Regions from separate parts of the Homo sapiens genome. Here regions 1 and 2 are each linked to region 3. A link is a loop called in an ENCODE intact Hi-C map of the cell type or tissue named here. Cell type or tissue: ascending aorta. All regions are shown on one strand. Links, peaks and the distances in the headings refer to the core of each region. The heading gives the core; the rest is flanking DNA.

What was found. Peaks named below come from ENCODE experiments on the same cell type or tissue, not always from the same donor. Only the 100,000 strongest peaks of a DNase experiment are listed, where the experiment ranks them.
Region 1: it touches region 3 in a loop (2.3-fold over the local background); 2 of 110 quality-filtered maps call a loop at or near these places.
Region 2: it touches region 3 in a loop (1.9-fold over the local background); 3 of 110 quality-filtered maps call a loop at or near these places.

The regions. Positions count from the first base shown.
Region 1 is chr6:1,782,316-1,792,347 of GRCh38, reverse strand. All of the region lies in intron 7 of GMDS (GDP-mannose 4,6-dehydratase), which reads left to right. Among named protein-coding and RNA genes, the nearest start is that of FOXC1, 180 kb to the right of the region's middle. RefSeq lists an enhancer at 5,494-5,563. In ascending aorta, for the core only: no CTCF peak of the experiment used is centred there; a DNase peak (open chromatin) is centred at 4,217; H3K27ac peaks cover 1,769 bases.
Region 2 is chr6:1,878,946-1,888,977 of GRCh38, reverse strand. The region is part of intron 7 of GMDS (GDP-mannose 4,6-dehydratase); the gene reads left to right. Among named protein-coding and RNA genes, the nearest start is that of FOXC1, 270 kb to the right of the region's middle. In ascending aorta, for the core only: no CTCF peak of the experiment used is centred there; a DNase peak (open chromatin) is centred at 4,497; H3K4me3 peaks cover 405 bases; H3K27ac peaks cover 2,500 bases.
Region 3 is chr6:1,697,886-1,707,917 of GRCh38, reverse strand. The region is part of intron 9 of GMDS (GDP-mannose 4,6-dehydratase); the gene reads left to right. Among named protein-coding and RNA genes, the nearest start is that of FOXC1, 93 kb to the right of the region's middle. In ascending aorta, for the core only: no CTCF peak of the experiment used is centred there; a DNase peak (open chromatin) is centred at 5,837; H3K4me3 peaks cover 819 bases; H3K27ac peaks cover 2,500 bases.

The DNA.
Region 1 (10,032 bases), core at 3,165-5,664, 86 kb before region 3:
AGGTTTGAAGGTATGAAAAATTACATTGGCATGTGTGTTATAGAAAGTTGGAGAGTGTGAGAAAATGATATATAAGGAAAACTAATCCGAGGAAAAAAAAAAAACTAACAGTTAAGCCTGGTGGGGAAAGGGGATGGGTTTTTAAAGAAAGGAATGAAATCATGTTATACTAGTTGACTCTGAAGAAAATAATATTTATATAGAAACTAATAATTGCTACTATGAATATAGACTTAACCAAAAATTGAGAAGTAATTATAGAGGGGAAGTGAGTTTAAAAGTATATAAATATGCTAAAAATTCTGTAGTGCTGTAATAAGTCAGTAGTTAATTCCTCAAATACATCGATCAGGAGATAACAGAATAGACACATCATTTGGCAAACTATAAGTATTGAAAGGGGACTCTGAAGAGTCTGGCAAGGTGGGAGGAGCAAGAAACAAGAGATTTCTGTTTTTTATTATCAGTCTCATCAATATTTGACTTTCTATATTACTTATATATGCTATTTTGATTAGATTAAAAATTCATTAAAAAATGTGTCATTTGGCTGTATATTATAAACAGTAGTAAAGTTTAAAAATATATTCAGGTTTAATCTTTCCTAAAAACACCAAAATGCACGTTGTATTCTAGGAACAGGAAATAATATGTTAATTCCACTTAGGAGGAAGGGAACAAACCATACTTGTTTCTTATTTTTTCTGATTTTACAAAACCAGTGACTTAAAACAACACTGCTGTGGACTGAATTGTGTCTCCCCAAAATTCATATGTTGAAGCCGTAACTCCTAATGTGATCGTATTTGGAGATGTGGCCTTTGGGAGATCACTAGGTTTAGATGAGTTCAAGAGGCCAGGGCTTCATAATGGGATTAGTGTCCTTATAAGAAGAGGAAGAGACATCAGAGCTCTCCCCCAGCCCACCACGGTTGAGAACACAGTGAGAATGCAGCCACCATCTATAAGCTAGGAAGAGCATCCTCACTAGAAAAAGACCATGCTGGTAGTGTGATCTCAGAAGTATAGCCTCCAGGACTGTGAAAAAATAAATTTCTGTGTTTAAGCGCCCAGTACAAGGTAGTTTGTATTGGCAGCCCAAGCAAACTGAGACAAACACAAATTATCATCTTACAGTTCTGGAATCAGAAGTCCAAATGAGTGTTATAGTCAAGGTATCTAGCAAAGCTACATCCCTTCCAGAGGCTCTGGGGGAGAATCTGTTTCCTTGCCTTTTCCAGTTTCTAGAGGCCACCTGCATTTCTTGGCTTGTGGCTCTCTCCAGTGCCTACAAAGTACATTCTCTGTCCTTTGCTTCCATCATCACTTACCTTCTCTGTCTTCTGACCTTTTGCCTTGTAGCCCTTTGATGACATTGGGTCCACCTAGACAGCCGGGATCACTCCCCAACTCAGCATTCTCTTAATCACATCTGTGAAGACCATCTTGCCATGTGAGGTAACATAGTCACTGATTAGGAGTTAGGGCATGAACATCTTTGGGAGGCATTACTCAGCCTACCACAAGAGGTAAAGCAGGCAGCAGCAGAACTTCTTCACACTTAATCCCTAAGTATCACGATTGTTGTCAATGAACTGGCATTCACTGAAGACCACATATTCCTCGGTACATGTGGATATAAATGAAAATTCAAATCATACAATTATATATAGCTACTATAGAAAAACATATATACTATACAAAAACGATATATACTATATATAACCGCTATAGAAAAACTATAGAAAACCTCGATATGTTGGAAAATTTGGAAACTTCATGTAAAATTTGCCTCATGAAATTTTTATCTGCTTGTTTCCTTTAAAACAGGTAGGTAAGCCAACAGCAGCTACGAGTTTAGGTGCTAGAGTCAAAGAGTTTTAAAAGCCAACTTCACTTTCTGTGTGAATCTGAACAAGTTACTCAGCCTCTCTACATTTCACTTTTGCTTCTTTATAAAATAAAGAAAATAGTAGTGTCTGCCCTACTGGGCTGTGGTAAGACCATGCCTAACTCCCATGGAGACTTTGGAGGCATTCAGTAATTGTGAGCTCTTATTATTATTATTGCTAATTATTGGCTCATCTTCTTTTTGAGAAGAGGGGCTTGTCTAATAAGCCCTAAATGCTGAAAATTTCTTTCTGAGCTGTCATACTGGAGTGTGACCATTTATTTCTGGATTTCTCACCAAGTGAGTAGGATTGATAAGATTGTTGACAGAAAGAGTGAGGTTTTCGGGATGACTCTGAAAATGTGAGAAGCAGTTCATCAAAAATAATAAGAACTTTCATAGCAATAAATGCAATGTCATATATTTAGGAACAGAAAAATGTATCTTTATGAATACGAGATGGGGAAAGACTGATAGAATATACCAGAGTGGATCACAAATGATAGAGGCTCATAAATATAAGTGTGATATTATTTAAACAGATATGCCACTTCTTTAAATGCTAGCATAATATTTAGCTATGCTACCAGCAGTAAGATACAATTAGAAAGTAATTTTAGGCTGGGTGTGGTGGCTCACACCCACAATCCCATCACTGGGAGGCTGAGGTGGAAGGACCACATGAACCCAGGAGTTCAGGACTATCCTGGGCAACATAGTGAGACCCCATCTCTACAAAAAAAATACACAAAAATTAGCCAAGTGTGGTGGCATGCACCTGTAGTCCCAGCTACTAGGGAGGCTAAGGTGGGAGGATTGCTTGAGCCTGGGAGGTCGAGACTGCAGGGAGCCGTGATCGCACCACTGTGCTCCAGCCTGGGTAACAGAGCAAGAGCCTGTCAGGAAAAAAAAAAAAAAAAAAAAGAAAAAAGAAAAAGAAAAAATAATTTTTTGTCAAGTTCTATCTAACTTATATAATAAAGAATTTGGCCTTTGTCCTGATTCCTAGGAGGGAGACTACATCCTTGGCATTTCCTAAGTAATAGGAGCGTCTCTGTAATTCATGGTGGGCCCCTGTATGGTTTCAGGGTGGGGGCTGGCCAAGCTAGATAAGCCAACCATGGGCTTAGAGAGTCAGGGCCTTGAGCCAAGTGAGGTCAGCATACGGCCAGTGGTTCAGTCAGTCATGACTATGTAATGAAACCTCAATAGAAACCCTGGGCAGTGCAGCTTCTGGGTAGTGAACACGTTGATGTAATAAGGGGGTGATGCATCTTGAGCACATGGAAGCTTTGCCTTTGGGGCCCTTCCAGACCGTCCCCTGCTGTCCCTTCATTTGGCTGGTCCTGAGTTGTATCCTTTCTAATAACACTGTCATTACATGACTATTGTGTCCTGAGTTCTGTGAGTCATCCTAGCAAATTATGAAACTTAAGGTGGAGACCCCTCAGGTTTATAACCAGTTGGTTATAAGTGCAGGTGACCTGGGGACCCGCAAACCGGGGCTGGTGCCCGAAGTGAGGGCTGTCTCGTTGGGGATCATGCCCTTCAGTCTGCAGAGTCACTTCCTAACTCCAGGTGGGTAGCAGCAGAATTGCTTTGCAGTTTTACACTAACACATAGAGGAAAATGAAAGGGTGTCCAGAGATCTAAGTTAATTAATTTTTTTATTTTAACTAAAATCCAACAAATGGCTTTTGAAAGAGTTAAAATTATTTGACCTAAAATATAGAGTTCCATTAACAGCATTTGAGCCAAATTCCAGCATTTGAGAAACTTGGATATTTCTTAATGACTAGATTGAAGGTTAGCCCTAAATTAGAGGTTTGTGAAAAAGGAGAATTCTGACAGAAGCTCTTTTTCTCTTACCTGAAGTAATGAAGTCATCACCTGCAGGTCTTATTGTTCCCCTTCCATTGCTAGTGTAATATCAGAAACTACCTCTTTCTTGTAACTATTTCCAGGCAGATCTTCCCAGACATTTCTGCCAGGAAACCCCAGGATAGTAAAGCCTGTGAATGAATTGATGCATACCTCTTAGGAACCAACAAAATGCCCCCAGAATTAAGCCATTCATGTGCTACTGCCTCCCTTTAACTCTTGTCCCATTGCTTTTTAATTTTGAAGAAATTGAAGAATCTATTGGAGTACACAGTACGCGTAAGACATCCTTTACCTGTGCAATTCTGCCCTGCATTCTTTAAGCCTGCCTGTTCCTCCACCTCCCTGGTCTGAACTCTGGATCGCCCTCCCGACTGTGGCCTTGGTCGGCTCCCAGTCTTTGCCTCTGTCTCCCTTACTTGTGACTCATGGTTTCCTCTCTGTGCCTGTTTCTGGCTTGCTTGCCAAGCCTTTCCTCATTGCCTGTCTAACCTCCACATGTTAATATTCCAATTTGACATCTGGGCGACTGAGAGCAAGGGTGAGCAACCTGCCAAGGCTGCACGGTGGGCAGTGGCAGGTCTGGGCTCCCAGTCTGCCTGTCTCGGGTTGCCTTCTCCACACTCTCCCATGCCACCTCCCACTAGCCGCACCTCCAGCACCAGGCGGAGGTCCACATTTCAGTCCTGTACACACTCCTCTTTGAAAAATGATGCATTTGCCAGCAAAACCTTAGGGTTAAAAAGTTTACAAAAGTGTGTGTGTCCCACAAAAAATATTCCAAACAAAATCCCCTCTTTTCTGTATTTACGCATTTCAGGCAGCTTATGAAATTGATGTGGGCTTTGTTTCTACTCTGCAGTCTGAATTCTGTCTTTGGTGTCCAGGAAAATGTTTTTATACCTTCTTCACATTAAAAATGTTTCAAGTATCCAGGACTTGTTCGCTCTCCTTTTTCATGTATTTAGATGAAGAGACTTTGCATATTAATTTTGTTGTTTAAAAAAGAGTCAAACCAATTGATACTAAAATTAAAAAGCTAACAATTTAGATCCAACAGAACATTTCAAGATCTGTTTTTTCCCTTACTGTAAGTGAAATTCCCATTAATGGCAGCCAGGCCTGAACACCGATAGTGAATGGGGCCTCTCGTGTTCTGAGATGGACTTATCACATGGTTAGCAGCTGGGATTTATGTGGAGACTCATTAAATAAAACAGCAGTGGCAGCTACCTCCTGCTGTAGTACACTTGGAGGTACAGTACCTGAATTTTTCCAATCCTAGCTGGTCCTTTATACTTTGTTTTATGTCTCGCTCATTTTTCTGACTGGTCTTGACATTTTCTGACCTCACAGTGCTTTTATTATTATTTTTATTGCTACTAGAACAATGATAACTCATGACTCTGATTTATATGATGGCAGCTTAGCCAGGGGAGAGATTAAGGCATACCCAAAAACATGCAGTAAATGTTCAAGTCTATTAGCCTTTCGCTTTTATTAAGTGGGAAACTTTAGTTTTGTTTTGACACAGATGAGTCTGGAGAGTCATGAGTGGCTGCGGGGCTGAGCTTGCTGATGGGCCCTTGGCTGTGGGTACGCGCTGGCAGAGTGGCGCGAGGCTGTAGGTACGTGTGAGGTGGCTCATGGTCACAATCCTGCAGTCAGCTCACTCACTTCCGTTGTACATTTTGAGTAACTGGTAGTCATTCTTTTGTTCTTTTCTTTTCCACTGTAATCATAGTTTTCAACTTACTGCAGTGATAAAAAAAAAAACCACAAATTACTGACAGATTTCCTTGATTTTAATAATTTCGCTATACAACTGTCTCATTTAGGAGATGCCACAGCTCCTGCTCTCATAACCAAAACCAGGCTCCTGGGAGTGTGGGCAGCATTGCTTCGAGCTTCCAGGCCCAGAGACTTTTTCAGGCCTCTGTTGTGCTCAGTCTGTAGGGAGGAGACTGCCCAGCGCCACTCCAGGTAGTGCCTGAACCATCACAAACTCAGGGCCAGAGTTCAGTTCATTTGGCCCCAGTGTGTGGCCCCAGCCTGGGATGCTGAGGTCCCCTCCTGCCCATGAAGCCTCTGCTATGCTTGCTCAGGCTGTGCGAGGGGCTTGTCTTAAGTCTTTGCATCCTATTCCCAGAGACTGGAGTCCCACTCTTTCCCTGGCCTGCTGGCCTTGGTTCTTACTGGTGCTTGCCCATAGCCAACCCTGCTTCCTGTGCTGCTTCCCTCAGCCGAGGCTCTAGACCTCCTGGATGCTTTTTACTGAGGCATTGCATTTCCATCTTTCTGGATCACAGTTATCAACCTCATTGATGGCTGCAATTTAATGAATTTTGGTGATGAACTGAATTGAACTGTAAATGATAAAACATTTTCATGGAGTTATTAAAATCACATCATTCTGCATAGATTATATGACCTTGAGCTTCACTAGAAAGACTTTCCAAGACCTTCACCGTCTCCAAATTCTCGGACGGCACTGGAATATCACGCTGAAGCAGCAGCACGCTGGTTTTACGTGAATTTTTTTTTCCTTTACCGCTGTCATATTTAACATCTCACTCCTTAATATTTCAGATTTCTGACTAAGAACCATCTCTGCTGAGCCTCTTCTCCTCCTCCATCAGCACTTGCATTGGAATTTATTTCCAGGAGCATTTTTCACAAAGGAAATGTCATCCCTTCTTGGGAGTAAGAGGGTGCTGAATGGTGCGCAGAAAATGAGCACTGCTGAAGCTCACAGAGATGAGCTCTACCAAGCCACTATGGCAGATTATGCTCTAAATACGACCACATTGGAGTCCCACATGCTCTTCCAGAGCCTTGCTACCCCCATCAGGAGATGGAGCCTCCTTCCCTGCCGAGGATGCTGGGCAGGATGGTCATGGCTGCCCAGATGAAGAGAAGACAGGGCTGGTGCTGAGGCAGGTCGTGGCAGGCAACACTGCCCCACCTGACTTGCTCTCGTGGGATCTAGTCATTGTCCTGGGAGGATGCCCAAGGGGGCCCACGTGGCGAGGGCTGCGTAGAAGGGCCTGGAGGTCAGCACTGACCTCCAGACATAGGAGTGAACGGCCTTTCCAACAAGTACAGCTGCCAGCTGTGGAATCTCCCAGCTCAGGCCCCAGACAACACCTCTGTCCAAATTGCGGGCCCAAAGAATTCATGACCATAGGAAATGGTGGTCTTAAGCTACCAAGTTTTAAGGCAATTTGTTCTTGCTACTTGTTAGAATTTTTCTTGACCTACCATCTAGAGCTCTTTTTTATTTTTTACATTCCATGCTGAAGATTTATTAAGAGCACAAATAAAAACACGTTTTTATTTTGTTTTTCAATTACTAACCACCTAGATTTGTTATAGCAAGACAAAGAGCTTCATGAATTATATACATAACCCTGTTTAGGTAATATAACTCTCTGTTAGAAAATAATGGGTCAACTTCTTAGACTTTGAGGTGTTACTATAGCTTTATCCAGCAGTTTTATGTTGATTCTTGCCCTGTTAGACTAAAAAGCCACCTTTTATCCTTTCTTTGAGAAAAATTTGTTATAGCACAGATTGTTTCTGCATCAGAACTATTCTTGAAAATTCTCTAAGTAACTTTTTCTTCATATTTTATGAATAGTAATGTTCAAAACTAATTGTGCAGTAGTTCAATTAATTGTGCAATTGTTGGTGTTCTGCAGTGCTCCCTCAGTCAGATCCGCAAAGGCATAACAGTTGTAGCTTGGAGAATGACATCAGTGCACTTTACACATAAGCAAAGGAAGGAAGCTTGCTGCTGGGTGGTCAGCCTTAGTTCAGTGTTCCATCCAAAAGAAGCATGAGCCAGCCACACTGTGAAGCATGGGAAAATGGTTTTATTCTTTTCTGCAGTCTCTAGAAGAAGTGGCATAAGGGTGTCAATCACATGACCCAGAGCAGTAAGTCCAAAAGTTTCTCTACCATCCATCTCCCCAGATGTCTCCAGATTTGTTTTATCCCTCTCAGCTCCAGACTTTGCTCTGACATCCGGCCAAATCTGCTGTCTCCTCTCTCCCCTCTGGCTCTGGCCTCTGCTCTCCTTCCCGCCCCGGGTAGTCCTGGGATCAGGCAAACCGAACATCCTCAGGCAGGGGAAAGGGAAGGAGTTTTGCGAAAATTTTCTTTTTTTTTTTTTTTTTTTTTTTTGAGACGAGTCTTGCTCTGTCACCCAGGCTGGAGTGCAGTGGCGTGATCTTGGCTCACTGCCACCTCCACCTCCCAGGTTCAAGTGATTCTCCTGCCTCAGCCTCCTGAGTAGCTGGGATTACAGGTGCCCGCCACCACACCCAGCCAATTTTTATATTTTCAGTAGAGACGGGGTTTCACCATGTTGGTCAGATTGGTCAAGATTATCAAACTGACTTTTCAGTTCTCTGTCCCATATTATTATACTCAGAAATCTTTTTAAATGGACAAAAATAAATAGCCCACCTATAACATACAAATATTACTTTTATTACAACAGATTTAATTTCCTAATTTTTTTTACTCCTGTTAGGGCCTTAACTAAGGCCTTCAGTGAAGTTGAGACATGTTCATGGTTTGGGGTTTTTTTAGGCTTGTTCATCTTGTGTCACAACCTACTGAGTTATCACAAAATCCAGGGCTTGCATAGACCCAGGGGCAAGGGACAGGGCTTCATAGTCACCCAGAGTAACCTTCACATCGCAATGTTGTTTCTGTCACTAAGTACAAAGAGCCTCATGGCCTTTTAGTATGTGTATTTGAAGCTTATTAATGTGAATGAGCAAGCTTCCTTGTCAGATAGCTTATACCTACTGAATGTTTTCAAATTTCTCTCTACCTTGTTATTTTCAGTAGTAATAAAATTACCACCTCTTAAAATAGCCAAGTATTTATTGTAGCAATGTTATCACTACCTATGTAAAACATCATGGCTTCTCCTAAGGAACAAGGAAAGGTTAAATTTATTCAGTGTGCATTTTATTATTTTGATTCACTAATTTTATTCAGATTCTATATTGCAAACAATAAGAGAATCGTGCTCCTCCATTTGGATTGTCTTTGATGTGTGGATCCTGACTTCAGTGTTTGTCTGATACTTGAGTCAGGCATTAGGGATACAGTGGTCAACGAAGCACCATACTTCCATACTTCCCTCAAGGGATGTATAATTTTGCGGGACATGCCCAAGTAAATAGATTATTAAAATATCAGAGCCCATTAAGACTTGCACCTGCACCCCGTGGAACCTCAGGAGCAAGATCTCCCAAAGGAAGGGATATCAGAGTCTTTAAGTTGAGTGATTAAGTCCTGTTTGAGGTTTGGTGTTAAATAACTTGTTCAGAATTCAGCTCCCCAGTTACTCCCCTAGTTATACCAGTTTCTTAACCTTCTCCTCTCTCCTCTCCTCTCCTCTCTTTGGCAAGGTCTCACTCTGTTGCCCAGGCTGGAGTGCAGTGGCGTGATCTCTGCTCACTACAGCCTTGACCTCCCAGGCTCGAGTGATCCTCCCACCTCAGCTTCCAGAGTAGCTGGGACCACAGTTGCATGCTAACATGCCCGACTATTTTAAATTTTTTTTTGTAAAGATGGAGTCCCACTATGTTGCCCAGGCTGGTCTCAAACTCCTGGGCTCAAGCAATCCTCCCACCTCAGCCTCCGAAAGTTTTGGGATTACAGGCATGAGCCACCACACCCAGCCTCTGTGATCCTTTCTTGACAGAGAAATAATAATGCCTCCTTTACAACGTTATTCTGAGAATTAGACAAGTTCACACCCAAGTATGGGGTAGTGCCTGGCCCACAGTGGACATTTAGTCAAATTATTTTATAAGTGTTTTATTTCATTTTGATCTATGTTCTCATTTCACCCGTACTTATTCCTTCCTAACAACTTCCTAATATTTGCCTTTGCCAAGAGTGAGTTAAAATCAGTAAGCTCTAAAAATCAGCCAGTTAGCCATGAGGCATGTCTATCCAAAGTCTCTTTATAAAGAGCATTCATCCTTCTATGGGTAATACGAAATTTGTGTTTGAAGATGGTCCCATTTTCTCTAAATTCAGGTTTTTATTAGTCCTAACAAAGTTGGTCTTAAGGCTTGGACTGGAAAGATATTATTAAAAGATTACAGATTTGAAGCTTCTTGTGGCCTCTGATGAGATAATAAAAATGTTATCTATTTGTCCTTACTCAAGATAAATAAGTAAATGAATGTTCACAGAGCTTAAATTGTAGATGAGTGTGTTTGGTTATGGGC
Region 2 (10,032 bases), core at 3,233-5,732, 180 kb before region 3:
CATGGGGGCCCACCTCTTGCATTAGTGTGACCTTGATGTGAGACATGACGTCAAAGGAGATTATTTTGGAACATTAAGGCTTAATGACCACCCAGCTGATTTCAGACTTGAATGGGACCTGTGTCCCCTTTGTTTTGGCCAATTTCTCCCATTTAGAATGGGAACATTTACCCAATGCCTGTACCCTCATTGCATCTTGGCAGTAACTAACTTGCTTTAGATTTTGCAGGCTTCTAGGCAGAAGGGACTTGCCTTGTCTCATATGAGACTTTGGACTTGGACTTTTGGGTTAATGCTGGAATGAATTAAGACTTTGGGGGATTGTTGGGAAGGCATGATTGGTTCTGAAATGTGAAAGGGACCTGAGATTTGGGAGAGACCAGGGGCAGAATGATATGGTTAGGCTTTGTGTTCCCACCCAAATCTCATCTTGAATTATAATCCCCATAATCCCCTCGTGTAAGAGAGAGACCAGGTGGAGGTAACTGGATGATGGGGGTCGTTTCCCCCATGGTGTTCTTTCGATAGTGAGTGAGTTCTCACGAGATCTGATGGTTTTATAAGTGTCTGGTCATTCCTCTGGCATTGTCCTTCCTGCCGCCTTATGAAGAAGGTGCCTTGCTTCCCCTTCACCTTCCACCATGATTATAAGTTTCCTGAGGCCTCCCCAGCCTTGCTGAACTGTGAGTTGATTAAACCTCTTTCCATTATAAATTACCCAGTCTTAGTAATTATAGCAGTGTGAAAACATACTAATATGGGGAGGATAGCTTGAGCCCAGGAGTTTGAGACCAGCCTGGGCAACACAGCAAGACCCTCATCTCTTCAAAAAAAAAAAAAAAATAATAATAATAATAAAAAAATAGCCAGGAATGGTGGCACATCCCTGTAGTCTCAGGTACTTGGTGGGCTGAGGTGGGAGGATCATTTTAGCCCAGGCGGTCAAGGCTGCAGACAGCCATGATTGCACCGTTACACTCCAGGCTAGGCCACAGAGCCTCTGTCTCAAAACAAAACAAAACAAAACAAAAAAACCTAAAAACTAAAAATACAGTGCAACTATTTATATAACATCTACATTGTATTTAGTATTATGGGTAATCTAGAGATGATTTAAGGTATATAGGAGAATGCATGTAGGTTATATGCAATTACTATACCATTTCACATAAGGGAGTTGAGCATCCTTGGATTTTTGTATCTGCAGGAGGTCCTGGAACCGATCCTCTGTAAATACTGAAGAATACCTGTATGGAGTAGTTTTTAAGTAATTTGGGAGGAAGAAGAAAATAAATTGCTGAGGGTTGAAGAAAGGTTTTGTTTTTGCTAATGACAATGACATTGTTTAGAAGAGCAAATCTTAAGATTTAAAGGCAGAAGGAAAGGAACCGGTAGAGAAGGATGATTGATAATGAAGGCAGAGCAGAAGAAAATTCATAACAGAATAAAACTCTGGATCCAGTTATTATAAACACGTGGTACCTCATTCTCACCTTCATAGCTCTTTCTTCCTGTTTTGGAGGTAGCCGAACATAAATATGTTCGGTGTAAATTTGGGGTTTTTTTACTTAATCAAAAATATACCTAGAAACGTTGATAACTTGCAGTTTTGTAAAGTGTTTCCAAATCTATGGCCTTCTAACACCTGGAGTCTTTGTAAGATCCCTCCTGGTACCCTGAGCTCAGAAGCCAGCACTGCCTTTTACCAGCTTTGGCAAAATTTTGTAAACCTCTCCAAGTATGCGTTGTCATCTCTAAAGTGGTAATGATATCTACTTGCAAGGTTTTTATTAAGATTATCAAAAAGGTATTATTGAATAATATATATAGCTGCTAAGTGGTAAAGAACAGGGCCCTACAACAGACTTTCATGGGTTTGAATCCAAGACAAGTTGCTTACCCTCTCTACATGTCTGTTTTCTCATCTGTGAAATGGATCTGATAGAAGTATTTATGTCATGTGGTGGTGAAGATGAATAAATGAGAACATCTGTATAAGTGCAGAGCCTGGCACATCTGTAAGTTTGCTCAGCAATTGAAAGTAGTAGCAGCAGTTGCCACCACTTTTACTACTCAGAGTAAAAATGCTAAGAGCAAATAAGAAAAAATCTGCCAATTGTTAGTGAGAGCTAACCAATAAGAATGAGTTCTACTAATTTAATCATTTTTCAAATTAAAGCCTGGAGCTGCTGGAAAAAAAGTTTAATATTTGCTGAAAGAGTCAAATCTAATTCTTATTATAATAACCAGACATTATTACCTCTGACACAGAAACTTTAGTGTTTGTTCCCTGAGTCACTGGTGTTGATAAATATAAGATAAATATTGTTTTTATTCTTGATTTAAAAAAATCAGTGTAATTATTAAAATTAAATAAGTAAGGTGGTCATTGTTCCTTACAAAACTGCTCAGTAAGATACACTTACAGTCTATTTTTTATTGAGAATGCTATTAGTAATTCTAGTAGTCTATTTTTTATTGAGAATGCTGCTAATAAAGTAACTATTAGATTTATAGGCCCCTGTAAATGAAATGTCTTAATAATATAAAATCTACTTGCATTCACAACAACTGGGTCTCTAATTTATGTTTTATTTCCATCTATGATATGTGACATTTTTTGATTTATCACAGAATAAAATTTGTGTCATTTCTGGTCATTCTCATTTTTTATTGATATTTAGTTGTTAGAGTAAAATTCCGACAGAATTACACAACTGAGAAAGAATGATTTGATAGGTCCTAAAAGTATATGCCCAGTGGATTTCTAATGGAGATTGAACTTGATGGAAGTATGCTAAGTTCTTCAAGTTGGAAATTAATGTTATATTTTAAGAGGACATTCTTGGCATTGCTTTTACCTTTTGGGAGGACGGGAGGAGGAAAATCATAACTTTTCTTCTTTTCTCAGACAAATGACCAAGCAGGAAATTTTTTATGAATTACAGAAACATTCAGATTGAATAGCATGCTGTGATTCCCGGCTCAGTCACTTTACTTTACCCTGCCCTTCACGTTTCTACAGACAGCAGTAATCAGAGCGGTCTGGGAACCACTCAGTCTGTGTCAGTGCAGCCTGGTGAGTTCAGAAGACTCCTTTGTTTTGAGCTGTGGAACAAGAGGAAAGGGTAAAATTGGCCCCTCTGCCTGCGGCTGGATGCAGCATGGTATCCCAGGCCAGCCTGCCACTGCAGTAGTTTAAACAAGGTTTGTGGTCTTCACGTTCCATACCAGAGGAGGAGCGATGTCCCGTAGGGAATAGCAAGTAGATGGTAACATCAGACACTTAAACGTGGGAAGCGGGCAGCCCACAGACTGACAAGGTGGACTCTGCCCTCTAATACTTAGGCAACCTCGGAGACCAAGGAACAGTCACGACCTTGTCACGTCACTTTCCACTGTGATCTTTATAAACTAAAGCATAGTGTCTTAGCACTATGAAAACACTTCGTTCTTTGCCTTTGTAGTCTCCAGCCAATGTCGGTTTAGATATATCCCTCCCATGGTTTCTCCTACTCTTCCTTGGTGTGAGAAAGTGAAATAAAGTTCAGATTAAACATTTCACTTCTTCACTGGTATTTGTGGCACATTAATTTGATATATGATAAAGATAAACAAGCAGAACCAGAGAGTAAGGGGGAGAATCCACTTATTCTAAGATAGCTTTTCTTTTTCAACTTCAAAATGAGAAATAATTATATTTATCTCTGTAACATGGAGATAACTAGGCTGTAAATTAATTTCCATGCAGGCTTTTCTAATAAATTACAGAGTTTTACTCTTTTCCAGAATCAGGAGTCCAAAATGGCATCTCTGGGTCAAGTGCTCTGAGACTTCTGACCTTGTTTCTCCATAACGAGGGCTTTATCCCCTTAAATTCATAAATTACTTAAAACATCCTTTTAACATCTCAGAGGAGAGGTGCCAGATTGCTTAAATATCTCCTGTTTTATCAGAGTGCTACATTCATTTTTCACTCATTTCAATGTAGTTTCCTCCTATAGTTAAATCACCATTTCAAAATTTAACATTGAGTTAGGGAGCGTATAGATAAATGATAGAACTTTGTGACTGAAATAGATAAATCTTGGGCCACTGCCAGTAGATAAATAATGTCTATTCAAGCATTTTAGAAGTGATCAGCTATGAGGTCGCGCAGCTCAGGGCACCGTAGCCTAATGCACTTTTTAATGAGTAAATCATTGCTAACTGGTGTGCTCATAATTTAACTCCTTTTTAAATATACTGCCCATGGGTTTTGCCCCTAAAATGCAAGTGAGGTACCCTAAGGGCCAGAAGAGGACTGGGAACATTTACAAATGAGCATGACACTAATGTGAACCAATGGATTATTTGCATTCCACTGCTTCAGTTATCACTTAATGGCTGCAGGCTCTGATGGCAGGCCTGTGGACTGTGTTATGTTAGCCTCAAAAATAAATGCTAATATCTGCGAAGTTTTCACATTCCCCACCATATTTGGTCAATTGTGCTAGCTTAGCCCCTTAAGGGCTGCCAAGAGTCTTGTTGGCAAAAATGCCACTTTGGTGAAGACATAGCTGACCACCAGTCCTATTTGTAGACTTTCCCTGGTTAACGCTACATCATTTCCTCCCCTTAGAACTCTGGGATTTGTGCTTTTTATTAAGTGTGATCATTTGAGTTAAATATAAATTGCCCTCTTATATCATATTTTCCTTTGTTGGCAGTGTTTTGGTCTTTGGATAATTCTCCCAAGGGAAGTTCTCAACTGTATAAGTTTAATGAATGGTTGTATTGATCTGCTTTTCACATAGATATTTGATTGGGTACTTGGGACCATTTGGTAGAAAAGTAAGATATATGGGGAGAAAGGAAATGACTATTTCAGGTTCCTATATGTGGTTTAATTGTGGCTCCTTTTCCTTACATTGAGGCTCTCGCTCTGATTGTAATTACATTAAATCAAAATCTTTACTAGTTAAAAATTGTATAATAAATATTATATAGATGGCCATGTTCTGTCCATCTATTCTAAATGAACTGGGATTAAAACTAGGTAATAAATTTTGTAATGATTGGGAAATGCCTAGTTTTGATTAAATAAATGTGTAATAATGTGTTTGAGTTTATGCCCTTTATTTGGTTAATACTGAAACAAAGTATATGGGGTCAAAATTCCTTTTAGATATATTTAAATGTTAAAATTTAAATATTCATGTTTTAATGGTGAAGCTTTTTCATTGCTTGGCTCAGCACACAAAATAATTTGTACATTTTTAAGTAGGAGGAAATGTCTTTCAGTACGAGGGGAGCTGACTTGTAGTGCTGTGTCTGCTCCTTAAATATGTATGTGTGTGAAAATTAGACTTACCTAGATTTTTTTCAGCAAAACAGGGTTTTAGAGTGAGCTCATGTATCTGAGAGTATTTCTAGCTTTTAAAATCTATGATTTTATAATATATGTGGAAGGTTCTTTTTATTCAAATTGTCTTTAAGGTATTTAATTTGTTTAATTTTTAAAAATCCATTAATCAATGTATAAAAAAGATAAATGGACAATTGTGATTTCCATAAAATTATTATTATCATTTTATTTTATTTTTTTTGAGATGGAGTCTCGCTTTGTCATTAGGCTGGAGTGCAGTGGCACGATCTTGGCTCACTGCAGCCTCCGCCTCCTAGGGTTAAGCAATTCTCCTGCCTCAGCCTCCCGAGTAGCTGGGATTGTAGGCGTGCCTCACCACACCCAGCTAATTTTTGTATTTTTAGTAGAGATGGGGTTTCACTAAGTTGGCCAGGATGGTCTGGATCTCTTGACCTCGTGATTCTTCTGCCTCAGCCTCCCAAAGTGCTGGGATTGCCACCGCACCCGGCCCATAAAATTATATTTTTAAAGAAATCAAAGTCCTACTTATATATTTGTTTTTAATGCCACAAATTGTACATATGCAAAAAGAGTAATCCTTTTCTCTAGGAAATGGCTCATGCTAGTACTGCCAGCATACCTACCATGATATGAGTTCCTATGAGGAACCAAGCTAGATTACATACACAGTTTCTTCTAATCCTCACAACAATCACTCGTGATAGAGATTTGTTCTGTTTTACCAAAGGAAAAACCTGGAGCTAAGCCTAAAAGTTATAAAGACCGGGGAATTCTGAACTTGGATAACCCATGAGTTTTCTATTATGTCATGTTGCCTTATCCTTATAAATCCATTAGATAATGACTTCAAGACAATATGATGTGGAATTTAAATATCCTGTCTGTGGCCACATTAGTGCTTATTAGATAATCAGCAGTAATAATTGTGTTTGGATCCTTTTGCTCACTGACCCTCTGCTAGACACTGCTTATGACGTTGAGTTCTTAAGATTGGATTTTTTTCTTTTTTCTTTCTTAACTCCCTATGCAAAGTCCTTCGTTAATTATTTCTCTCTCTTCTGTTTAATTGATTCTGTGTCATGATTATTCTAATTGCAAAATATGGAATCTTGTAATTAACTTGTCATACTATTCTAAGAGCACCTCTCATTACACTTTGGTTTATTTCATTCTAGCCATTTATTCATATTTGAGTGTATACAGTTGTACTTATGTACACACACGCATATATCCTTGTGCATGCTCAACTAAACTGGGAATTTTAACCAATATTTGCATTTCTAAGCAATATTATATATCCATTTTAAAAAGCCAATTAAATAGCTCTTTGGTGCAGTACACTGAGAGTATTGTATGTCAGTTTTCTCTGCCTCCAGCTCTGAGGGACCAAGGGCTATGAAGAATTCTCAGACCCCAGATGCCTGCTAAATATGCTTAATTTAGACAGCATAAACTGTATGTTCCAGTTTGAAAATACCACACCATGTTTTTTAAGCCCATGCCTTCCTTCATTGATTTAGAAAAGAAGTTCTAAAAATAAAATACTCACCAGAAATAAACCTACTTACATGTGTATTTAAAAATAATCACTTAGATTATCTTTTGTGGACCAAGAATTGGTGACATAGGACCTTGTCTTGGAAAAACTCTGTGAGTTTTACTGTAGCTTGTGAGACTTTGAATCTTACTGCTGTCTGTGGTTCTGGAAGGTTTTGTCTGCCTCCTTCTAATGGTAATTCTTACCAGATCTCTCGCTGACTGTTGGTCATCTTGCCAGATCTTGAGTGATGTCTTTTGCTTCATCCTGCTGTGCATCTTGCAGGAAAGTAGATGCTCTTGGTCATTTGAGTAATCCGAATCTTGTTATTTCCAGTCAACTCAGTTGGATTTCTGGGATGAGAATTAGAGGAGTCCCATTGAAAAACTGGAATGAGAGATGAGAAGTTTGCTGAAAACAGAACATTTTTTTGTGTGTGGATTGATTTGCCTCGTATACCTGCCTTGTACTTTAACCACATCTTTGCAGTTTAAAATAGAACACATTATTTCTTCAGATTCACTTATTTTGACTACATCAGTAATGCTCTTACAAGGCTGCATGACAGATTTATGGTGACATGCTTTAGGCAGTTCAAAATCCTTAAACCTATATTCAGCTCCTTTTTTCCTAGAAAGTAAGTCATCTTAATTTTCAATCTTTCTTTCTTTTTAATCTTTTAATGATTTTTTGGGGGAGAGGAATCTTGTAAGTTAGATTCTTCAAGCTTGGCTACAAATGGGTTAAAATATAGTGTGAAATATTATACTTTCTCCTATTTGATTTTGTCTGCTCATTTGTTTCTCCCATGTTCTCAGTATACATTCCAAGTTTATTGTCTGTATCACTTGTTCCATTTCTGCAGGAAAGGCTGCTTTTCTAATTGTGTTTGGTCTTTTAAATTTATCGGTGCCCCCACTTCCCTCCTGCCTGTTTTTAAATTAATAGTTGAATGTCTTTTTTACTGATGATAGAAAAATACCTTTTTCTAACATTTTCTCTTCATCTCAGAAACGCAGTGCTGGAATGATCTTACTTTTGGTGCAGTCTATTATTTTTAAGATACTAGGATTTTCTTCTTTTGTTTCTTTATCCTGGATTTCTACTTTAATATTTCATCAACAATTCATACCCTTCTTTCTAGTTTAATTTTTCTACTAAGTACCTGTCTATCTAGTAGTGATATTCATTTCAGTGATTACCTAAATACAGGTGGAGATATTATAATGGGTAGGCAGTGTTTGACATTTCCAGCTGGCCATTGTTGGAACATAAGGCCATTGTTTCTGCTGCTGAAGTTATCTTTGTTTCTAAAGAGTTTTGAAGTATATTAATGGAGGTTAGTTAGAATTAGGAAAATATTAGGGTCAACTATATTGCTCGTCTGCTTTCACAGTGAAAGGTAGCATGGAAGTGTATACTTGCTGGTTACCCTGGCAGAAATACCAACTCTAGCAGCTATTTGGATGTTAACCACAATGGCTAGGAACCAAAGCAGTAAACTTACAGTGTTAGGGAAAGGAAGAGTGCTCAGCAGTGTTGAGTTAAACAAGAGTAGTAAGCCCTCAACGTAGCTCACTTACATTTTTAAAAATTTCTTTGTCGTTGTTGTTTTAGAGACAAAATCTTGCTGTGTCACCCAGGCTGGAGTTCAGTGGCACGATCAGGGCCTCCTCACCCTCAAATGCCTGGGCTCAAGAAGTCCTTCCACCTCAACCTCCTGAGTAGCTGGGGCAACAAACGTGCACCACCACACCTGGTGATTTTTTTTTTTTTTTTTTTTTTTTTGTGGAAATGAGGTCTCGTTTCATTGTTCAGGCTGGTCTTAAACTCCTGGCTTCAAGCAGTCCTCCCATCTCAGCCTCCCAAAGTGCTGGGATTACAGGTGTGAGCCACTGTGCCCAGCCTAAAAATTTTTATAACAGTAAAATACTTTTGTGACTTTACCTTCCTCTTCTTTTTATTTTTACTGTGTGCCTTTCTACTCCTGTAATAGAAACTCTATTTAAGAAATATTCATCATCATTTATCATTATTCATTCTTCTCCCAAATCAACTCAGATATACGTTGAATAATAAAATCAGTTTATTGTCTCTCCTATCATCTTTGTTAATTTCCCTTAACATCTCATATGTAAGACGAGGTCATGTGTTCTTGCAGTGTAGGTCGTGCCTCTTATACCCTTAAATACAGTATCAGGGTTCAAAAATGTTATCATCCTAGAAAGGCTGTACTATCTCTGAGGTCTCATACACGATATCGAGATCAGATCTCACTATATGTGAGGAAAGTTTTTAGAGATGCTTTAGAAATACAACAGATGTCTGAGTTGGTTAATCTGAAAAGAGTCAGTGGATTATTCTGTTAGCATGATTACCACCCAGTACTACAGATTTCAATACTGCTTTAACACAGAGGAGTAAAAATCAGAAAATCTATAGTGAAAGGCACTTCTCTCTATCTCAATATTCTTTAAAAAAAAAAAAACCTTTGGTAACATAATAAGAAATAAGAATAGGTTTCTGTCTTCAAGAAATATTTAGTTTTTAGCTTAACATAAAAATGCCTATATTGGCTTATAATTCTGTTTTATTTAGTATAAAAGTGCCCATATTGGCTCATTGGCCCATAGGGGCTCTGAAGTCACTTGAAGTTTACTCACCCAGCAAGCTTGACTCCTTAGCAGGTGAATATTCACCCTATGCGAGGGGTGCATTTATTTCAAAGGTTTCTGAGAATGCTGATAAATTCCACCACCTTTCTTAGTAGCGTATTTAATGTTTTTTCTTCTTGTGCTCAAGTCCTCCTCACTTGTATGTAAATATTTTGCTGTATTTTATACCCAATTTTAATTTTTACTTAATTTTAATTTTGTTTAAATAGAAAATAACCAGATAATTACTTTATTTTCCATGTCTGTAATGAAATTTGGGAAATAATTCTTGAATTCTTCTTTTTAATCTTTATCGCAACTTTGTATAATCATTTATTTAGCAACTATTTGAAAAATACCAGCCATTAGGTGAAACTGTTTTTTCACTCTGGGGATGGACAACAGGATGAATACAGCAGAGCCTCTGCCTTCACTGGGCCCACTGTGTAACAAAGAAACATGCTTGCAGAAAC
Region 3 (10,032 bases), core at 4,646-7,145:
GAAAGCGTGTTTTAAATGATACGAGGGCCCCAGCCCTGCCAACACAAGCCTATTTTCCCAATAACATGCCTGAAATACTAATGAAAATATTTTAACTGCGTCTAGTTACCATATGTAAAATTGCTTTCAGTGCAAGCGCACTTTCCAACGTCCAAATCTGGGTGCTACTCACATGTGTCTTTCAGAAGAGTGGGTGAGTGGCAGAGCTCCTCCCAGGCCTGTGTGTGGTGGGCCATGCCAGGCTGCCTGGGAGGAGGAAGGTGGGGAGCTCCTCCCAGGCCTGTGTGTGGTGGGCCATGCCAGGCTGCCTGGGAGGAGGAAGGTGGGGAGCTCCTCCCAGGCCTGTGTGTGGTGGGCCATGCCAGGCTGCCTGGGAGGAGGAAGGTGGGGAGCCCACCTCCATCTGGTTGCTCACCCTGGACAACGCCATGGAGGAGAGGGCTCTGGAGCAGGGCCTTTGAGAGAGTGTCCTATGATTACTTCTCTCAACTGTGTGGCTGTTCAGTCTGTCACTGAAGCCTTTCCTCCCCTCTTCTGTGAGACCAAGAAGTATTTCTGAGCAATACATAGATAGATGGATCAACAGATAGATATTTTTAAAAATCAGAATATTTTCAGCTCACATTTTGACCTCAAAACCTTATGACTTGGTTTTGCTTCCTTAAAGTCACATTAAAAAGTATGGTTAGCAGAGACGTGGTTCTGGTGAGCACAATGGAGATGTAATTTTAATTCCTTCTATTCACAACCAACACTAATATTGAAATTTTGGGTAAGCAACATTTGAGAGGCACTGAAACTTGAGATTCACTTAACTGCTAAAATACTACTCTGTTATCCACAAACTACCAGTTATAAATGTTTCCGTGCCTGATTCAGTTGACAGCAAGAGACTTCGGAAGGCTATAAGTTAGGAACCAGTATGAGATGCCAAATGCTTCCTTGCCTTCCCGAAAATACTGCCATGAGAGTAGGCCTTTAAAGCAATTTCCTTCAGGTTTAGAGATCTGTTCGACAGCATAGTGTCCAACCATAGGGGATAACTGAGCACAGTCCTTCCAAATGCCACCATGCAGCAAATCCATTAAAGTCCGTGTCCATTCAGACTATGGAGTAGTAGCTCAGGGAAGTGTCTGGGATAAAATGATGGGTGAAAAAAGAAGCATAAAAATGCGCAAACAGTATGATCACAACCATATAAGGAAACCTACACACAGGTGAGCAAACGCTGGGAATCAGCCACGTGCTGCGGACGCCTCGTGCTCCCAGCCTCGTTCCAGCAAAACTGTTAACAGCAGTGTTGTGTTCATGATGGGCCTGCGAGGGGTTCTCCTCCGCTGGTTTGTGTTTTCCAAATGTTCATTAGCGAACATGTGTGACTTTACAACAAAAAGAAAACAGTGGTGAAGTATGTTAGTCAGACTTCAGCATCGTTCTCATCAGTTAGAATAAAGAAACGCATGAGGAAAGAGACAAGTATTTTTCACAGGCCTCAGGTTAGAACACATGGGCAGAACAGCATGGACACTTCCCTTGACTCCCCTGTTTGCCTTGCTGCCCCCACCTCTGATCAGTCACTAAGCCTGTGCTGCTGCCTCTGGAGTGCCTGCCTTTGTGGCTTACTTCTTGTATTCCTGCCTCAGCACCTGCCCACCACCTCCCCTCAGAATCATCAGCTGTGCCGCGATGGTGCCAGCACACCGCACACATCTGATCATACACAATATATACATCTGATTAATATACAAAACCATAACAACCCTTGAGAATCGAAATGAATGAAAATCTGTTCACTTCATTCATTGCCCCAACAATTTGAGGCCTGCCCGCTATAGTACCAATCATTCTATTTCCTCCCATATTAGTTCCAACTTCCAGGCACCTTATCAACAACCGGTTAATTGCTATTCCACAATGACGAATTCAACTCACCCTAAAACTTCTTCAGGGCTTAATGCCCCCCAGATGCACCTGTTCTTGCAAGGGCCTTCCTGCTGCGCCGCCACCCTTCTCATTGCTGTGTGGGTCTAGCCCCAGATTGCTGGGTGCCCAGCCGCCTGCCAGGACTGCAACTTGATGGTCATTCCTGCCCTCCCCAGTTCCCAAACTCTCCTGAAGCTACCTCTCCTCCTCCCTCAGGTCTCAGGTTTACTGGAACTTCCTCTGGAAAGTCCTCCAGCTTCCCAGGAGTGAGCTAGACGTTCTCTCTTCTGTTGCCATGGACACCCACACTTACAGCCCCACACCATGCGCAGTCCATTATCCGTGATTCCAAAATCCAAAGAGCTCAGGGAAAATCAAAACTTCCCTTAAAACCCATTCTCCTACAAAATCTGGCCCAACCTGACACAAGACTAATTATGTAGTCTGTCTTCTTATCACTTACTGTAACTGTTCATACATTTTGCTGAAGGAATATTCACGTTTGATTATGGTGTGCTGGCCAGATGGTGCTGGGGCTGCTCAGAAAGATGGGATTAGGGTAACTACAAACTTACCACCTGCCTATCGAGAGTACAAGGGGCAGGGGACAGAGGCAGCACCAGGACAAGCCTAACTCAGCCTGTCCTGGCAGCACAGGGCAAATGTCCACCTGTGTGTTTTGTGCCCATCACCTTGTGTCTCTACGAGCCAAAACATCTCAACTCCAAGCTCTCCGGAGGCTTTGGAAAGGCTCTGTGCACCTGTACTCTGATTATTTGTGTCTATTTCTACCACTGTCTTTTTGGCTCTTTAAGCATAGGGAAGGTGTTTTGTTCCATTTGTATCCCCAGTGCCTGGCCTGACATGTGGTCAGCTATCAACACTTACTGGTCAAAATGTTCAGTAGTCATCGCTTTGTCGTTTAGTGGTATTTAATAATTATCTATAGAACTAGTATCCTACCATCAAAAGTTACTGAGGTGGGAAATTTCCACCTTGGCTTTCTTCAGCATTTTCAACATGAGTAGTACTATTAAATGCTTTAATAACACAACCATTCAATGACTCAGTTTCAAAGGTACTTTTTAGGAAGAACAAGTATGTACTTGAACCCTCACACCCCTCACCCCCGCCCCCCTCTCCACCGCCGCCAAAACAATAGAACAAATGCTGTCATAGCCAGGTGGCCTTAATATTAATCCACAAAGCAAGCTCCACGCAGGCAGGGACTGTGTTTATTACTTCCAATTTACGTATTTCTCTTCTCACACATGAAAATACCCACAACAACGGAAGTTCAGGAGTGAGCACTTACCGCGTACGTATTACACACTGGACACTGTGCTCAAAACTCCCGGTGCATTTGGTAATTTACTCTTTTCAGTGACATCACAACACAGATATTTTCACGCTCCGCATCCACCTGTCCTGGCCCTCTTCCTTTCTGGGGTGTTCCTTTAATTTTTTGAAGTTTCTTTCTAGTTGGTCTTGCTGATTTCCTCCTTTTGCTCCAACAGACCATCTTGAATGGTACTCCCGTACTGACCTTCCTTCCTCACAGACACGCTCTTGCTCAGTTACCCTCAGTGGCTCTCTGTTGCCCACCCCCATGGAGCCCACACCACTCTGCCAGCCTCAGAGTGCCCAGAACCTGGTTTCCTGTGCATTCCTCAGGCAGGGCTGCCTTACCCCCACACCCACCCCGCCTTGAATCTCAGTGCCTTTATTCAGGCTGCCCCCACCCCTGCGGTCCTCTTTCTCCTTCTGATTGCTCTGTTACATTTACAGCCAGCAGCCCCAAGTCAGCCTGGAGACAACCTTGTGTTGTTGACTCACTGTATCATCAGCGTTGATCTTGTCCCCTTAGCAAAAACGTTAACTTGTTGGAGTCAAGAACGAGGTCTTGTCTTGCTGTCATATCTTCCTCGTGCCTGTCACTGTGGCAGACAAATGATAGGTGATGATGAATAGGGTGATGAATGAGCCTTAGAAAGTCAGGGTGCACAGACTTTCAGAAACACATAATCTGGTTTGCAAGGACAATGTTCTTAAATTCATTTTTACAAGAAGCTAATGCCGAAGGTGAAAGAAAAGGAAAAGAGAAATATGATTACTCTAAGTCTTAAACATAGATCTGAACATCAAGTTGTGGGAGAAATACAACTTCACAGTGTGCCAAAAATAAAACAGCCTTGGCCCTGCGGCCACTGGTGAGCTGAGTGCGAACCAAGCCTGTGCCATGGGGTCCTCAAGTGCAGCTCAGCCCTGGGCTGCTTTCACACCAGTGTGATGCCCAGGAGGTGAATGATGTCCCCACAGTACACCTGGCAGCTGTGGGGCAGGACACCTCGGCAGATGCCAGCAGGCGCATCCAGGCACAGTGGCCAGCGTGCTGCCCCACAGCTTTATTGGGGAGTAGGGAAGAGGATTGTATTTCTTTATTTATACAAAGTAGCTTTGAATGGACTTCCACCCAGCACAGAAAAAGCCGTATAAAAAAGCAACTTTAAGTTTTTTTTTTTTCTTTTGAATGCAAGTCTCTAACTAGCTGAGCTACAGACTTCTCTTTGGTATGACAAGGCATGTTTGGATATGCTGTGTTACCACTTTCGGGTGGAACTGGAGATAAGAAAGGTGAAGTCAGGTAGCAACTGTCTGCCTTAAGAATATTTACAAACTATCAGTTAAAACATCTGCTCTCCCTGAGGAAGAGCAAGAGCCAGAGGGGTGGAGGCAGGGACAGAGGAGGCAGAGAGAGAGAACAAAGTGAGCACACCCCATTTACCCCAGCTCACTTTTCCCTACCATGCCCTGTGCCCACGTAGCCAGCATGCAGGAACTCCTCTGTTTCACACAGGAGTTGCCGACACCAAGGAACCCACTGCATGTGCTTGTCCTCATTATGCTTAAGAAAGATCTCGGCTTCCTTCCCCCAAAAGGTGCTACTGCAGCTGTAGCTCAGGGCGTGTGTTTTGTTCAGCACTTCAACTCATCTCTGCACATGTGGACTCTGGTCCAGTGGCTTAGGAAATCCTCACGGAGAGTGATCTGGGATACAAACCCCAGCAGTCATAAGTCAACATGATGTATTGGCCCTCCTCTTAGCGAGGGTTGGGGTGGAGCTGTCACAGAGCCGAAGTTATCTTTCACAGAGAAGCGATTTCCCCAGATTGAGGTTAGGGTCACCAGATGGGCAGTGAGGCGGACATTATCTGCTATCCAATGTCCAGAGCTCCAAGACCCTGAGTGCTGATGGCTTAAATGCATCCGCCTGAAACCTTGCAGAAACTTTCCTGCTGAAGCTCTTAAGATCTCCCCAGGGTTCCCAACAGGTGGCCACCACCCTTATCAACAGTAGTATTAATGCCACCACAGCTGGGGGACCCACAGAGGGACAACGTGGTGGCTTCTCTCCAAGGCTCTCTGTTATCTTCCCTATGGAATGAGCTTCAGTCATAGCAAGTGTGGATCTTTTTGGTGCTGCTTTCTCTGCCCTCCTAACTACTCCTCCCACATACAGTGAAATTATAAAACCGAGCCAGAATCAATGCTATCAGGAAAGGGTTCTGCACATCAAGCTCTTAAATGGGCAAAGAATATTTTTAATCAAGACTCTGGGTGAGAGAACAGAATACAGTCTCATGTTTTAGGCCAGGCTATGCTCTGACTGAAGTGTGTGCTGCTTTCCCTCTGCCCTGACTCAAACCAAGGAGCCATACCAGGCATTCCTGCCACTCTAAACGTCTGTAATTCTCTCCAAGGCTCTCTAGCAGTGCCTGAGTTAAGCTGCACCTTTACGAAGAGTCGGAGTCCAGCTACTGCTGTCAAAGCTCGAGCTTGCATCAGGCATTGCTGAGAAAACCGCCAGCTCTGACTGGCGTTGTGGCGCCTTTCTTCCAAACTTTCCTTGTCTTAAAGGGGGCATTCCAGTTTCTAGTTCGATAATACCCAAGAGAGGCGTGCGTCATTTGAGAAGAATCTCTCACACCCCCATCGCAAAAATGTTGGCCATCTGACATTTTATAACATCATGTCTGCCTGTAAAAGGCAAACTCCTGTGTTGTGAATCAGCTTTCAGCTACTTTGGAAGAACTACTTCTCTTTGAATCAGAACATGTTTCATTCCATATAAAATTGTCATACCTGTCATCAGTAAACAGAAATAATTAGTTGTAAGGAACTTACTTTAAACTTACAGAAATAGGCACATTTATAGAGGTATGGAAAGGAAGAATTTATAAATACATTTATTTATTATAATAAATATATATTATTTGAAAATAAGACCTCTGCCCCAGTGACCTTTGATTTAATGGATTAACGTTGGAAAATAAAATGTAATAAATTATTTTTAGTTTTGTCATCACAGACCACGCTATTACTCCCTCAGAAATTTGAATACGCATCTTTTCTTTTTCTTTTTTTTTGAATATGCACCTTTTCAATTGTACAGACTTGCCTTTAAGCTCAAACACTGCCCTAATTAAGGACTGAAGTTGCTCTGTCGATGAATGGGAAAGTGTCAGAGTAGATGCGGGTCATGTGTTTTGAAAACATGTAAGCAGGCAGTGTTTAACAAGGGTGGAAAGACACACTGTGGAGACATTGGGTTGAAGGACAGAACTTTGGTCATTATTTTATTCTCTATGGGAAGGAAACATTATGTATACATAATGACACAGTGAACAATGAAAGAAATGTAGCCTGTATTTTTTAAATAATAAGTGCCATTTATGTGTGGAATTGGGGTCAGCTGGTTAATTATAAATGAAAGCTTAACACAAATATAGTTTATCCCTTCGGACAGATTGATGTACTCCACGCTAAGGGAAGGGAGGGAGAGGCAGAGAGACAGGAAGAAATGAAGGAGGGCAAATGGGTTTAGCAAAGGCATGCGCTGTAAATATGGGAGGCGGGTATCTAGTCATTCTACAGTTAATTACCTAAAGATTCCTGAACCCAGACTTTTTAGTCCCTGGTTTGTCACCCCGGCGGCATCATCAGCCTGAGCTGGCTTCCTGGGATTTTGCACTTCACTGTTATGATTTACGAATAGGATAAGTTATGACTGACCCTTCTTGACTCCTGCCACCTGTCTGTCAGTTATCTTTTAAAGTACAGTTAGGGTCTCGGATTTCCAGAACTGGGGCTGGGATGGCCTTTGAGTGTCAGGCATTCCTGTTCTTGGTGGAGGTGGACTGCTCAGCCTCAGGTCCCAGTGCTGGGCCCGAGGAGGGACAGCGCGAGGTGTGCTGGCACCTGCAGTCTTCTTTCTTGCCACCGCATAGGACATCACTAGACAAAAGACATCAAAATCAGATGCTGTTGTCCCACGTTGCCATCTCTCTCCTCAAATCAGTGTCCCAATATTCAGGCCGACTTCGGTTCATCCTGTTTTAGCTGTGCCCACTAGAATTTAAAATGTGGCCGTGCAGCTCCTGACTCTGCTGAGGGTGCCTCGGAACCAGAAGACTGTAGAGCTGCTTTTCTCCCAGGGGAGAAACTAATGATTTGCAGAAGCTAGTAATTTAGAGTCTATGGAACTTGCCCCAGGCTCTCCCTTCCCTCCTGCTTTCAGTGGTACTGAGGAGCTGTATTTAATCTGAACAGAAAATTCCATTTTCTTCTGATGATTTTGTGACTATATGAAAATGGAATTAAGGGATTGTAGATTTCTTCCCCACAAGCATATTTTAAAATCCAGAGTAAAAATAAAAACTTTCGCAGAGTAATTGAGAATAAAGGTGAGAAGTTTTCTAATAATACTTTAAAAAATTCTCATATACAGATAAATTAGAAGAAGCATGAAGACTTTTCCTTAAAGAAATGTTCCTTTCCCTGCACTTTGAATAGATGGACAAAATTAGTATGCAGGGACAGATCCAACTTTTGTGGGAGCTCATACACTTTGGTGTCGGTGCGGAGGGGGTGGTTCTTCTATAGAAAAAGAATGCAAAAATATCTCCCTTTTGCAGAATGTTCACATTCTGCACGTGTGAGCTGCTGTTCTCCTCACCTGGGCCTGGAGAACATGGGTGAGATGCTGAGCCCCAGGGCTTAGGCCAGCTGCCTCTGCGTATGGAGGCTGTGTGTGCCCCTCAGCTGTGCCAGGGAGGAGTCACAGCAGACGGCGTGCTGCCATCCTAATCTCTGTGGCACACAGGAGAATGTCCCCACCCCCAAGGAAGTCCCCATGCTAATTCTAGAATACGTGGCTATGTCACCTTACATGATAATCCAGAGACTTTGCAAATGGGATTGAGTGAAGGGTCTGGAGATGGTCCTGGATTTTCCAGGGAGCCCTAATGGTAACCACAAGGTCCTTATAGGAGGAAGGCAGGAGGGTCAGAGTCAGAAAAGGAGCAGTGAAGACGAAGCGGGGTCAGGGTGATTCAAGGAAGGGGCTGCGAGCCAAGGGGTGTAGGCGCCTCTAGAAGCTGGACAAGGCAAGGGAACGGGTTCTTTCCGGGAGCCTCTAGAGGCAGCCAGCCCTGCCCACACCAAGAACGTAAGAGGATCGACACGTATTGTTTTAAACCCCTACACCTGCGTTAATGTGTTAGGCTGGACTGGCTCCAGCCTCTCCCCTCTAGCCTCTCAGCAACCTCCACAGTTAGGCCCTCCTGGAGACCCCTCCTGGCTGCCTCAGGCCATCTCCTGTACATCCCTCCTCCTCCCCTCACCCAGCTTGTTCTTTCTCCCCACCCCCATCTTCCTTATTTTTCTTCTTTTCTTTGCAACCTCAAAACATAAACCCTCAAGCTCATTTCCGCAGCCTGATGTGCAGTCTTCCTCTCTGTCTTGTGTCTCTCCTCTCACCCATGCCTCCATGGGGGACAGAAGGCTACACCGTGTGGCTCTGGCAGCCCCTCACTCCACACAGTGTAGGCATGTGCTGTTCTATCACACATGGACACTAAGAGATCTTGTCAAGTAGACAGAGACTAAGAGGACCTATGTGTTCATGACACTTTTTAAAGGTCTGAGCTGCCCATTCAGCTTTGCATGAAAATGGAGATTGGGAGTTTTGACCACCCCATGACTGTGGCTTGTTGTGAGTGTCTGCTGTGAAGTGGCACTGCCTCTTCACAATATCGTTGGAATTCCATTTGGCCAGGTGACAAGAAAGTATTCACAAGCCTAAGGAGGAACTTATCTGCTCCTTCCTGAGGAAATATGTGCCCCCACCAAAAAAAAAAAAAAAAAAGGGAAACCAGGCCTCAGTGTGCCACAGAGCAGCACTGCCACTGGAGGCCGCCCTCTGTCCAGGGTCGCGCACACGTGGGCACTGGGGCCGGATGGCCCCCATGCCTGCCCTTCTCAGAGTGGGCTGTGCTGCACTCTGAGAAGCGTCTCCACCTCAATACCAACCCTGTAGACTTGGCTTAAAGCAGCGGTCCTGACTCAGCTCACCTCCCGGCCATCTCATTTCCTTACTCGGGAGAGCGGTGATTCTGTGTATTTTTCTAATAAGCAAAGTCCCCAGAGATGAAAGAAGCCACCACAAAATACTCAACTCTTTCTGGAAACAGAAGAAAGACTGCTGCCCCTATTTGCAGGGAGGGAGGATGTTCTTCCCGAAACACCTGAGTGTGTGTTTGGACCACACGGGTGGAGGACAGTTCAGGGAAACCAGGTTTGCGTTTAAAAGATCTTGGTTCCAACCTCATAGGTGTTGTACACCCATTCCAGGCCTTGTCTCCAGCGCTACCTCACATGTATACCAGCTATAAATACTGCAGTGTATGTATATGTGTAGATACACACAAAGCTAAAGTATACATTCACCAAGATAAACTGTGCTTGCCAGGGCTTTAATCTCCCCAGGAGGCTGTTATTACTGGAGTCCGGCCCCAGAGCGCCAGCTGAGGAGAGGAAGTGAGACTCTGGTGTTGGGAGGCTGGGCGGCGCTCCTCTTTGTCTACTCTTTGCTTTTTAGAACATATACATAGCTAGCATTCACATGTGGCCACAGATGAAATGATATGCTTGACTCCCCTAAAGGTGCCTTTCTTGTCAGTGTGTTACTTTACGGAGATACTTTAACCTTGATCGTCCGCAGCCATACTGGATTCCCATGGAACAAGAGAGCAGGAAGTGCTTCCATCA